Linked DNA regions of Homo sapiens: region 1 is linked to region 2. A link is a contact called in ENCODE Hi-C or POLR2A ChIA-PET data. All regions are on one chromosome and are shown on one strand. The core of a region is the stretch at or near the end of the contact, and the rest is flanking DNA. Distances in the headings are between cores, read along the strand shown. Region 1 overlaps PARN (poly(A)-specific ribonuclease). Region 2 holds the start of LINC02185 (long intergenic non-protein coding RNA 2185).

Region 1 (5,493 bases), core at 2,496-4,995, 510 kb after region 2:
GCTTCCAGGAGATGAGGGAAGGCAATGGCATGGAGGCTGTGTGCTCTGCTGGGACACAGGACCCTTCCCTCAGCCTGTCCCTCCTGTTCATGGCACCCTCTCTTCATTATCACCTACCTGCAAAGGGGCCCTGCAAGCCTATGACAGAGCCGCTCAGTGAATCCAGAGATTCAGTTCACTCAACAGACCTAAAAAGCAACACTCTCCTTAATTGTAGGCTCCACCAGGAAAAGACTATACTGTTATTTGCACAGAGGTGAAAAGAAAGATTGCCTAATAGGAAGGACACTGAGTGTTCTCACCATGATTTCAACCAAATTTTCTTTTTCTTTTCTTTGAGATGGAGCCCAAACTGTAGTGTACAGTGGTGCGATCCTGGCTCACTGCAACCTCCACCTCCCGGGTTCAAGCAATCCTCCAACCTCAGCCTCCCGAGTAGCTAGGATTACAGGTGTGCACCACCAGGCCCGGCTAATTTTTTTTGTATTTTAGAGGCGGGGTTTCACCATGTTGGCCAGGCTGGTCTCAAACTCCTGACCTTAAGTGATTCGCCCACCTCAGCCTCCCAAAGTGCTGGGATTACAGGCATGAGCCACCACCTATAACCAAATTTTCTACATGTTACTTTTCCCAAGAACTTGCCAAAAGAATTAAATAAATCATCCACTGTTTTTTTTTTTTTTTGAGACGGAGTCTTGCTCTGTCACCCAGGCTGTAGGGCAGTGGTGCGATCTCGGCTCACTGCAAGCTCCGCCTCCCGGGTTCACGCCATTCTCCTGCCTCAGCTTCCCAAGTAGCTGGGACTACAGGTGCCTGCCACCACGCCTGGCTAATTTTTTTGTATTTTTAGTACAGATGGGGTTTCACCATGTTAGCCAGGATGGTCTCAACCTCCTGACCTCGTGATCCACCCACCTCAGCCTCCCAAAGTGCTGGGATTACAGGCATGAGCCACCGTGCCCGGCCTCATCCACTGTTTTTACTCAGCTCCCATCTCAGGCCGCTTCCTTCTAAAGGGGCCAAGATGCAAGTTAATAAGCAGCTGAAATGAACAGGCTGGCAAAGTAAACCATACATCCCTGGTTTTCCCAAACCTCATCACACAAAGGAAAAGTCAAGGGTGTAATCCACAATAAGGAGATTCATCTGCAGAAAATAAACTATCAAGAAAAGAAAAAAGCAACATCATCTTCAATTAAAGTCAAATTCAACAGTTGTAGCCATCCTATGTCTCCATTTGCCTAACTATCCAGTACTTGGAGCCGTCCACGGTCACTGTGCCAGGGTTAAAGTTGGGCCAGGAGTGGCCGGGCCTCCCTGCAGCCAGCCCATTTTTGTGGCATTTCTCTTGTCAGGCAAGAACCAGAATGACTCTCCTGAAGCTCTGAGGTGAGTACCTCTCCTTTAAAAGCAAATAAAAAGTAGACAGCCCAGAAATCCTCTTCCTAATGGCTTTGGGTCAAACACCCTGGTGAAGAAAGGAAGGCAGAGAACAACAAACACTCCAGTCTTGCAGCTATATTCTATAAAGTCTCCATTGTTAAATAAAATGTATAGAGGTCAATGGTTTGGACTGAGCTCCTGCACTAGGCCCAACAGACCTAACTGAAATGGAGTCACTCTTAAAGTTCCATGTCACCAAGCTGAAACTAATTTCTCTATATGACCTTGTGGGGAATCCAAATGAGAGTAAACAGCTGAATCTCCAAACAAGCCAGTTTTACCTGACGACATGATAAATTGAGTTCCCTCTGCTTTAACCTTTACAAGGAAAGCAACTATGAAATGACCAATCTGCTTTTTGTTTTCTGTTTCTGCTTTCTTCAACCCTTCTCTATCTATAAAACCAACCTCCTCTGCCCAGCTCATTGGAACGCTCATTCTATTTTATGGAATGAGTTGTTGTCCCATTCCAGAACTGCAAATAAAGCCAATCAAGATTTTTAAACAAAATCTGTCATAATTTTTTTCTTTTTGACGTCATGAAAGCTGAATTAGCAAATGCTGAGTCATTGTTTCTAGGGAAATACAAGATTAGGGTCCTACAAACCTCTGATCACATGTTCATCAACCGATCAATATATTATCTTGTTTTATGTGTGTTTCTGTTTAAAGACATCTTAGTTAATATACTGTTGATTCATTAACACTGAACTCATGGCCAAGAGCACTTTAACTCATGTGTGAACAAAGCTCATCTAACACGTGTTTTCTCTGTAAGGCACCTCACATCCTTCTTGCATTCAGGAACACTGGGTATCCCTCTAACACTATGCTTTGGGGTCATTTTCAACAGCAAAATCACTAATAAAAAGGACAAAAATTCAAAACAAAAAACTGGCACTAAAAGCCTGTGAAAAGGAGCCGTGTTTACAGCCCAAGAGCAGAAACTGGAAGGCAGAGTGCAGTCTCCTTCAGCTTTGGCTGGAAGCACATGTTGGGCAATACAAAATTTTCCCAACCTGCATATCCCTGGGGATGACCACAAAAGCACGTGAAAACTGAATTGTGGGTTACAAAAAATTGAATATCTGAATTCACAAATACAGAATCTGTGAATAATGAGGACTGACTGTATTTTTAAAACCATGCCCAAACCAGCTGCTCAAACTGAGTGTCAGAATAAATCCATAGCCCTAATGAGTACAACTTCACCTTACAGCAAACTTCTCCTGTGCCTGTGGAATTCTCACATTCCTTATGAACCTACTCAAAAGTTAACCTCTGTAACAGAAAGCTGCTCTAGTAACTACTGAAGTGGGACCCCCACAAGAGGCTCCAAAGGAGACCCCTGACTGCACTGATAAGAGATTAATTAGAACGGCAACCCAACTGTAGGAAGCCATGGGAAAGAAAAGGAAAGACAACTAAAAATCATTCTGGCAGCAGGTTTTGTCTCTTGTTTAAAAGGTACAGACAGGTGAAGACCTGCAAGTCACTTAGGGCAACAAACATGGCCCTACCTGAGGGACATGCTGTCATTTTGCAAGCCGATCATACAAACACCAAGAGCTTCACACTCACACAGTCTCCATGATGCAGCAATACATCTTTTTTACAAACTTGACTCTGTGATATTTTATTGTCTGGATTTCTGAATAGACTGATGTGGGGGGGAAAGTGGACATTTACCGAGCAGCTAATGCCAGGCACTATGTCGAGAACTTTACCTTCATAACCTCACTGAATTCTCCCCAGCCTGGTAAAATGAATTTTCTCTTCTCCACTTTAACCTCTGGAGCTAAGGACTCAGGTTACATCAAACACCACCGATTTTATTTCCTTCAAGCGGCTAAAATAACTCGAGAGATTGTTTGGATATTTCAACTAGTTGAGTATTCAATTAATCACTTTAATTACTAATGATTACTTTATAAGTATTTCTTATAAACTGGATTCATGAGTTTTCCTCTAGGTAGAGATCTTTCCCTGCAAGAAACGAGAGAAAAAACATTTTCTCTTTACAGAAACTTCTCTCATCTCTAGTCATAATTCTTTAACTGTTTCATGGAAGACTGGACACAGATCAAGCAGCACTCAGCAGACATCTTCGCCCTGACTCCTATAAAAGTGTCACTTCACCGTGAGTGCAAAGGTGGCCCTGAGCGAGTGCCTAACCAAGGCCCCTCTGCCAGGCTTCTCCAGCTCCGGACTCTAAAGGCTTCCCCACAACTACAGGAGAGGTACGCTGTCGAATCCGAATGCTAAGTCTGTCCACATTACTTAGCATGAATAAGCATTTCAATGTTTTACTTGGCGTTGGAAAGGTAGATTGGTTGCCAGCACGACAGCACCACCTTCTGGTTGGTGAAAAGGAATTAAGATACAAAGTCACATCTGGAGCATTTCAAGTTTTGTAAGCCAGATGGATGGCAAAGTTGAAAATCTAGTTTCCATAAAATCCGAACAATGTCAGTAGCAATTAAACACCCTCACAGATCAGTAATGGAATAGTAACTGTAGGTCACTACTGGCTACTGCTCCACTTCTGGGCACACTGCAGCCACTTCCAGCCTCTCAGCCCTGACATTGAAGCCCACTGCGCCCTATGAAAGAAATTCCTTATCATGTCATCAGAGTCACATCCATCCCCCTGGCTGTGCAAAAAGGTTCTCTGCTGTTCACAAAGTCCAAATTTGATGGCCAGCAATAAAGTATCAGACACTGGCCCAACAACCACTCCCACTGGTACTCGTTGGCAGGTAGGGAGTATCGTCCTCTGATGGTTCTAACGAGGACTATCATCCTCTTATGGAGCCCATGAGGACTCGGCATCCCCTTCCTGTTCCCCTCAAGCATGGGACTCCTTGGTAGACTGTGCTGGAGAAGGATCTTGAGTGTGAGGTCCAAATGGGGCTTCCTCCTATAGGTGATACCATCCCTACAGAAATCCAGAAATCCAGACCACGAGACCCCATCATGACAGCTGCAAGAGGCCTCTGAACTCTAAACGATTCCTTAATCTCAGCTTCCAAGAGACCCCAGCAGCTGGTTTCCAGGCCTGCCTTCTTCAATGCAGTGGCCCCATCCACTTGTCAAATGGCCCTTGGGTGTCAGACTCTTCCTGATTCTGCTCATCAGGTAAGCTATTCATCCTGCTCCCTCAAGGAGAGCCAAGCAAGGTGGACAGAGAGAGGACTGTGCTTTAATCACGACATCCTTCTCTTGGTGAGCAGCACAGAAGTCTCCTCCAGACCTGTGGAGACCACAGGGTGAAGGAATGAGCATTTCTTCCTGAAGCTGTCCACAGGAATCCCAAGCCCCAGGCTACTCTAGAGAGAGGCAGCACCTGAGGAGGGAGAGCTCTGCCAGTTACCTCTGCTTCCCCCCAGCCCACCAACACCCGCCACAGTGCTTTGCACACCTGGAAAAGAGTAATTCTTCTTTAAATGAGGACTTTAATCTGTGTTTCTCCTGAAGTGCCTGAGTTCAAACTCTGTTTACCATAACCCTCAACAAGAAATCCATGTGCATTATAACCCAGTACACACACATACATCTGTACGTACAGAACCCTGAAAAAAAGGTTACATTAAAAAAAAAAAACTATATTATATAAGACACACTGACATTTTCTAACTTCTTCCATTTTATTAAAAATGCTGGTCACCATTCATTCAAATGACTTCACAACCCAGTGAGGGAGTGCAACCCTCACTGGGTGAACACTGTCGTAAACTTCCGCCTTCGTTCATCACTCTGTTGGGTGCCATGCTCCTCTCTCTTCTCGGCTATCCCAGAATTGGCCCCTTCCCAAGGACTGTACCAGGGCATCTCCTCAAAGCCCTCTCCAGCTCTGTGCCAGCACCATTCCAAATGCCAAGGATGTAGAATAATGACTAAGATGTAGCCCCCATGCAGAGAAGCCAAGTCTACTGGGTGGGACAGACTGACATTGCCTCTTCCTCTGAAGACAAAAACACTTGTTATCTGTATTCATTCATTCATGCATGCATTCATTCATTCATCCATCCATCCATCCATCCATCCATC
Region 2 (5,565 bases), core at 666-3,165:
CCCCTAGGGCCAAGAACACTTAGCAGGCAACTGAATAAATATTTGTTAAATAAATCACGGTGTTTCCCAATTGCGTGGAGAATGAAGTAAGAGTGAAGACTGGTGAGAAAGTGACAGTCTTCTTGCAATCATTTCAGTCCTGATAATATCAAGAGTCTCAGTGCCGGGCAAGGTGGCTCATGCCTGTAATCCCAGCACTTTGGGGAGGCTGGGATGGGAGGATCACTTGAGGCCAGGAGTTTGAAACCAACCCAGGCAACATAGTGAGACCTTGTCTCTACAAATTAAAAAAAAATAGTAATAGTTAGCTGGGCATGGTGGCACACGCCTACAGTCCCAGCTATTTGGCAGGCTGAGGCAGGAGAATTGCTTGAACCTGGGAGGCAGAGGCTACAGTGAGCAGTGATTGCGCCACTGCGCTCCAACATGGGCAACATGGTGAGACTCTTGTCTCAAAAAGAAAAAAAAAAGCCAGGCGCAGTGGCTCACGCCTGTAATCTCAGCACTTTGGGAGGCCAAGACAGGTGGATCACCTGAGGTCAGGAGTTCGAGACCAGCCTGGCCAACATGGTGAAACCCCGTCTCTACTAAAAATGCAAAAAAGAAAAAAAGAAAATTAGCCGGGCATGGTGGTGGGTGCCTGTAATCCCAGCTACTCAGGAGGCTGAGGCAGGGAGAATTGCTTGAACCCAGAAGGCGGAGGTTGTAGTGAGCTGAGATCGTGCCACTGCACTCCAGCCTGGCGACAGGGCAAGACTCCATCTCAAAAAAATAAAAAATAAAAAACTCTCAGTTCGGTGTCTAACATCTCTTTTCCTTGCTATTCTCATCCCCCAACACCTCCACACTCCCCACACCCTGCCTCTTTTTTTGTTTAAATAGAAAGTACATCTTGGGGCTCAGAGTGAAGGACAGTTATCGAGGCTAGCTAGGATTTCATACTATTGTTTGGTTTTCTGAGTGTTTAATCCCTTTCAAATAACATTTGCGGCTCTACATGTCTGGTAGTAATATAAAGTTTCCCTGGGAAAGAAATGTAAGTGTAAGTGTATTGCTTTAAAGGGAAACAGCCACAATGCAAGTGAAATGAAACAAAAGGCTTGGAGGTGTCTCTGCATGGCTGAAGTTTGGAAACGAATGCACACAGGCATGCACATTCATCCGTGGGACTATCCGCTTAGAGTTCTGTTTGACCAGTGCCTTGTGCAAGGCAATTCAGCAAAGAGAACTTTATTTTCCTCTCTTCCCCAAATAATTCAGGCCTGTGCTGTTAAGTCCTACCTCCTCATCTCTTCCCCTTCCTCCTCTCCCTGCATCCACCTTTAGGAGTTATCATTACTCAGAAAGAGACCAAGAAATATAGGGGACCTGGGACTCCATGAGACCGGATGTGGAAAGCCCCTCAACACACCGGCAGGAAATACCTGCAGCCGTATTCCTAGCCGAATCCTGAAATTGCAGACAAATTTTGCGCTTTTCTGGAAGGAAGTCTCGCTATCATTCATCAAGTTCTGAAAGGGCCCCGAGAAGAGTTCGAAACTACTGGGCTGGAGGTGGCACCAGGAATGGATCGTTGCCCTGGAGTTCTGACCCTTGGTTTTCTGCCGCACACAGCTGATCGGTTAATAATGCAGCAACTTAATAATTAAAATGAGACTGTGTGATCCTTAAAGATGCAGGCTCACTCCCTCCTGTCTTCACTTGAAGAAGGCTGTTGCCACCAAAATCAGTGGGCTTTCCCAGAAGGTTCTGTACTTACCTGTGCTTACAGGTAAACACAGAGAACAGTCTGCTTTTCTCTCCGGGTCTCCTCCACACTTGGAGCTTATGCATCCAGAGACTAGGCTGGCTGGTTCATCTTTTGCCTTCACAATCCTTCATGTTTAATTGCGTCTACTTCTGCCTCTACCCTATCTAACTTCTCCAAAATATTTCTTGTCAGTACCCCAGGATCAAGATGGGTGGACCCACTGCTCTGTTTGTAAGCTGGGAGGCAGGAAGTTTGGCTTGGCTGTGTGACTGTAAACAAGTTACTTCACTTCTCTGACTCATAGGAATGCTGTTAAATTTAGATCAAATGAAGGAACAGATGTGGGAGCTCTGTAGAAAGTTAGAAGAGTCATCTCGGATGTGAAAGCTCTATTTAGAGAGCAGCAATCAAGTCACCATCTGACCAATAACACCTAGAAGACCCTGGAATAAGGCTCCTCCCAGTCAGAAAAAAAAAAATGACATGGAACTTGCAACTTTTGCAGTGGTTTTAAATATGATTTTTTTTAGGTGGGTCCCACTCAATTCTCCAAGGCATAGTAGATAACCCTCCATCAGTAACTATCGATGATGGATATTTGTGGTCCTTTCATACCTCCCTTAAAGGACTCTGACCTAGGCTGGGCGCGGTGGCTCACGCCTGTAATCCCAGTACTTTGGGAGCCTGAAGTGGGTGGATCACCTGAGGTCGGGAGTTCGAGACCAGCCTGAGCAACATGGAGAAACGCTGTCTCTACTAAAAATACAAAAATTAGCCAGGAGTGGCGGCGCATGCCTGTAATCCCAGGTACTCGGGAGGCTGAGGCAGGAGAATGGCTTGAACCCAGGAGGCGGAGGTTGCGGCGAGCCGAGATCACACCACTGCACTCCATCGTGGGTAACAAGAGGGAAACTCTGCCTCAAAAAAAAAAAAAAAAAAAAAAAAAAGACCCTGACCTATTCCCAGGCCGTATGGTGGTTGGGATGGTATTGATTGGCTCCAGATGTGAACATGTGATTCAGAATTGGCCAATTAGATCATCACATTCCCTTCATCATAAGCAATTGGTTTAACTCTGAGTATGTCATTTAGTTTAGGCCAATGAGATGCAACAAGACTTTTACAAGCATTTCTGAGATGTAATCATATTCCTTTCAAATAGAACCTAGCTTGATATTGGGCCAAAGCTGCTGCAGTCTTCTTCTTTTTTTTTTTTTTTTTTGAGACGGAGTCTCGCTCTGTTGCCCAGGCTGGAGTGCAGTGGAGCAATCTCGGCTCACTACAAGCTCCACCTCCCGGGTTCACACCATTCTCCTGCGTCAGCCTCCCAAGTAGCTGGGACTACAGGCGCCCGCCACCACACCCGGCTAATTTTTTGTATTTTTAATAGAGACGGGGTTTCACCATGTTAGCCAGGATGGTCTCGATCTCCTGACCTTGTGATCCGCCCCCCTCGGCCTCCCAAAATGCTGGGATTACAGGCGTGAGCCACCGCGCCCGGCCTGCTGCAGTCTTCTTAACAGCAGAAAGAGAGAATTGGAGAATGGCCTGCAGCAAAAACTGGAACAAGAGATGAATGGAAACAGAGTTGTGATTTTATTACTTGAGCTCTGGAATCCAGTTGTGCCTGAATTATTGAGCTTTTTCATTATATGAAATGTAAATTGTGTTTGTTCGTGTGAAACCTCTATGGTATGAGTTTTGTGTCCCTTGCAACGAAAAGAGAACTGACTGACTACAGTATATATATATATATATATATATATATATATATATATATATATATATGTATATATGTGTGTGTGTGTGTGTATTTGTGTGTGTGTGTGTGTGTGTATATATATATATATATATATATATTTTTTTTTTTTTTTTTTTTTTTGAGACAGGGTCTCTCTCTTTCTCCCGGGCTAGAGTGCACTGTGTGATCACAGCTCACTGCAACCTCCTCAAACTCCTGGGTTCAAGTGATCCTCCTGCCTCAGCCTCTAAGTAGCTGGGACAATAGGCATGTGCTACCATGTCTGGCTAATTTTTTAAAAACTTTTCTATAGAAATGGGTTCTTGCTATGTTGCCCAGATTGGTCTTGAACTCAAGGCCCCAAGCAATCCTCCTGCCTCGACCTCCCAAAGTGCTGGGGTTACAGGCATGAGTCACTGTACTTGGCCTCCCTTTGAGAACTTTATGAAAGCTTCCTTTCCAAGAAAAACACACTCTTGTATCCACATAAAAACATATATGGAATTTCAGGATTCCATGTGCCTCCTGAAATCCACCCTCAGTCTCTAGGATAATAACCCCTCTTCCTGAGTGTGGAATCCAGAGGGCTTTTCTGGAAGAATCCAAGCTCTGGAACTGCACTGCTTGTTGTAAATCCTGGCTCCACCGCTTATAGCTACATGAACTTGGGCCTCTCTGAGCTTCAGTTTCCCCAATTAGAAAAAAGGGAATAATATCTAACTTTACAGGGTTGCAGTGAAGCCTACATGAGTTCATTTAGGCAAGGCACTTAGAACAGTACTTGGCATATATTAAATACACACGTGTTCATCACCAACCTCTTTATGATTTTAGTTTTATTGTTTATTTTCACTGAGCTCATTAATTCTAGATCCAACATGGTTCTGTATCTGGCTCACAGATATATCTTCTGGACTACGTATTATTCTTAAAGTAAATAAATAAATGCATGTGTAGAAATTAGGAGTTCACATGAAAATCAGGCTGTATGGCTTCTCTTGGGACATCAGGTCTGATAAAACCAGGCCCATTTGCACCTGGCATCATGAGCTGGAGCTGGAAAATTCTCCGGTTCACCACAGCCCCCACCAGTCCCCAGCACTAACACACAGAATCCATAGTCCAGGATCATTGCGCTTTCAAAGTCATCATATCCCTTAAGGCCAATAAATCATTCTTGTACCCATGAAAATGAAAGCTAGACCAAAGAAGCCACATATTTTTTTTTTTAAGAAAGCAGACATTTATTTAAGTAAAAACTCTGCCCATCAGTTTAACATTGCAAATGCCTTCATTTACTTGCTTTATTACCTGGCCCCTGTGGGCATTTGAGTTTTTGATCCTGGCTCTGCACAGTTACTGATCATTGGCTATTCCTTCCTTCTCTTCCTCTCTTAGCCTGTTGACTCAAAGGCATGAAGAGCCCCAAGTGGCGGGGTGGCAGTCTTAACTTCCAGCTCAGTGAAATCATTGTTTTGTCTTCTGGTGGCAGCATTCTTCCCTCTGGAACTAAGACCTCTAGGCCAGCAAAGCATAAAGTCTCAAGAACAGGAAAAAAACATTTTGCTAGTGGGTCGCTAGGGGTGATGGTGACTGGTGCCACTCCCATTTCCACCCCGTTGATTCCTGGATCTGTGAATCCCGGCTAGGGGAGAAATAGCACCATATATTGGATACTAATTCAGAGCATATTCAGCCTTCTGGAGAAACTTGCCCCAGCCCTCCAAGGTATTACTACTTAGCTGGTGCTGTAATTGAGTCTTCAAAGGGCTGTTACAATATTCTATGAAGCCAGCTGCTTCAGCATCATGACGAACATGGTAAGACCAGTGAATTCCATGAGCATGGGCCCATTCCTGCACTTCTTTTGCTCTGAAGCCAAGTCAGGTTGACACATAAAATTAACCATCACAATCTCTATCAAGTTTTTTTTCATATACGAAATTTTTGCAATAATTTTCTACAGATTAACTTCTGGCTCTGTACATCCTCAAACCTTGTTTCTCCTCCATGACCCACATACTTGGGAATATTCAAGCTGCAGTGCAAGCTTCACGTCCTATTTCCAGGTGAG

The links. Hi-C counts contacts between places; a loop is a spot of excess contacts on that map. ChIA-PET counts read pairs that join two places held with the same protein, here RNA polymerase II (POLR2A). Pooled maps may share reads with other maps.
Region 1: a loop to region 2 is called in a map of ascending aorta, with 2.3 times the contacts of the local background. The contact joins the enhancer-like site here to the promoter of LINC02185 in region 2. A Hi-C loop is called at or near these places in 1 of 168 maps with a recorded cell type or tissue (ascending aorta) and 2 of 50 pooled maps. POLR2A ChIA-PET finds 5 or more read pairs at or near these places in 1 of 52 experiments (H1).

The regions. Positions count from the first base shown.
Region 1 is chr16:14,525,511-14,531,003 of GRCh38, forward strand. The region is part of intron 21 of PARN (poly(A)-specific ribonuclease); the gene reads right to left. LOC107984865 (a long non-coding RNA gene) reads right to left here. Exons shown (of 2, transcript XR_001752089.3): 2 at 5,067-5,407. Among named protein-coding and RNA genes, the nearest start is that of LINC03107, 100 kb to the left of the region's middle. Within about 2 kb of position 3,746, at least 13 of the 41 ENCODE cell types and tissues checked have a DNase peak (open chromatin) inside an H3K27ac peak, as active enhancers do.
Region 2 is chr16:14,014,103-14,019,667 of GRCh38, forward strand. It overlaps LINC02185 (long intergenic non-protein coding RNA 2185), which reads right to left and starts at 1,916. Exons shown (of 3, transcript NR_110909.1): 1 at 1,760-1,916. LINC02186 (long intergenic non-protein coding RNA 2186) reads right to left here. Exons shown (of 3, transcript NR_110915.1): 3 at 4,778-5,363. It also overlaps a transcript of MRTFB not described here.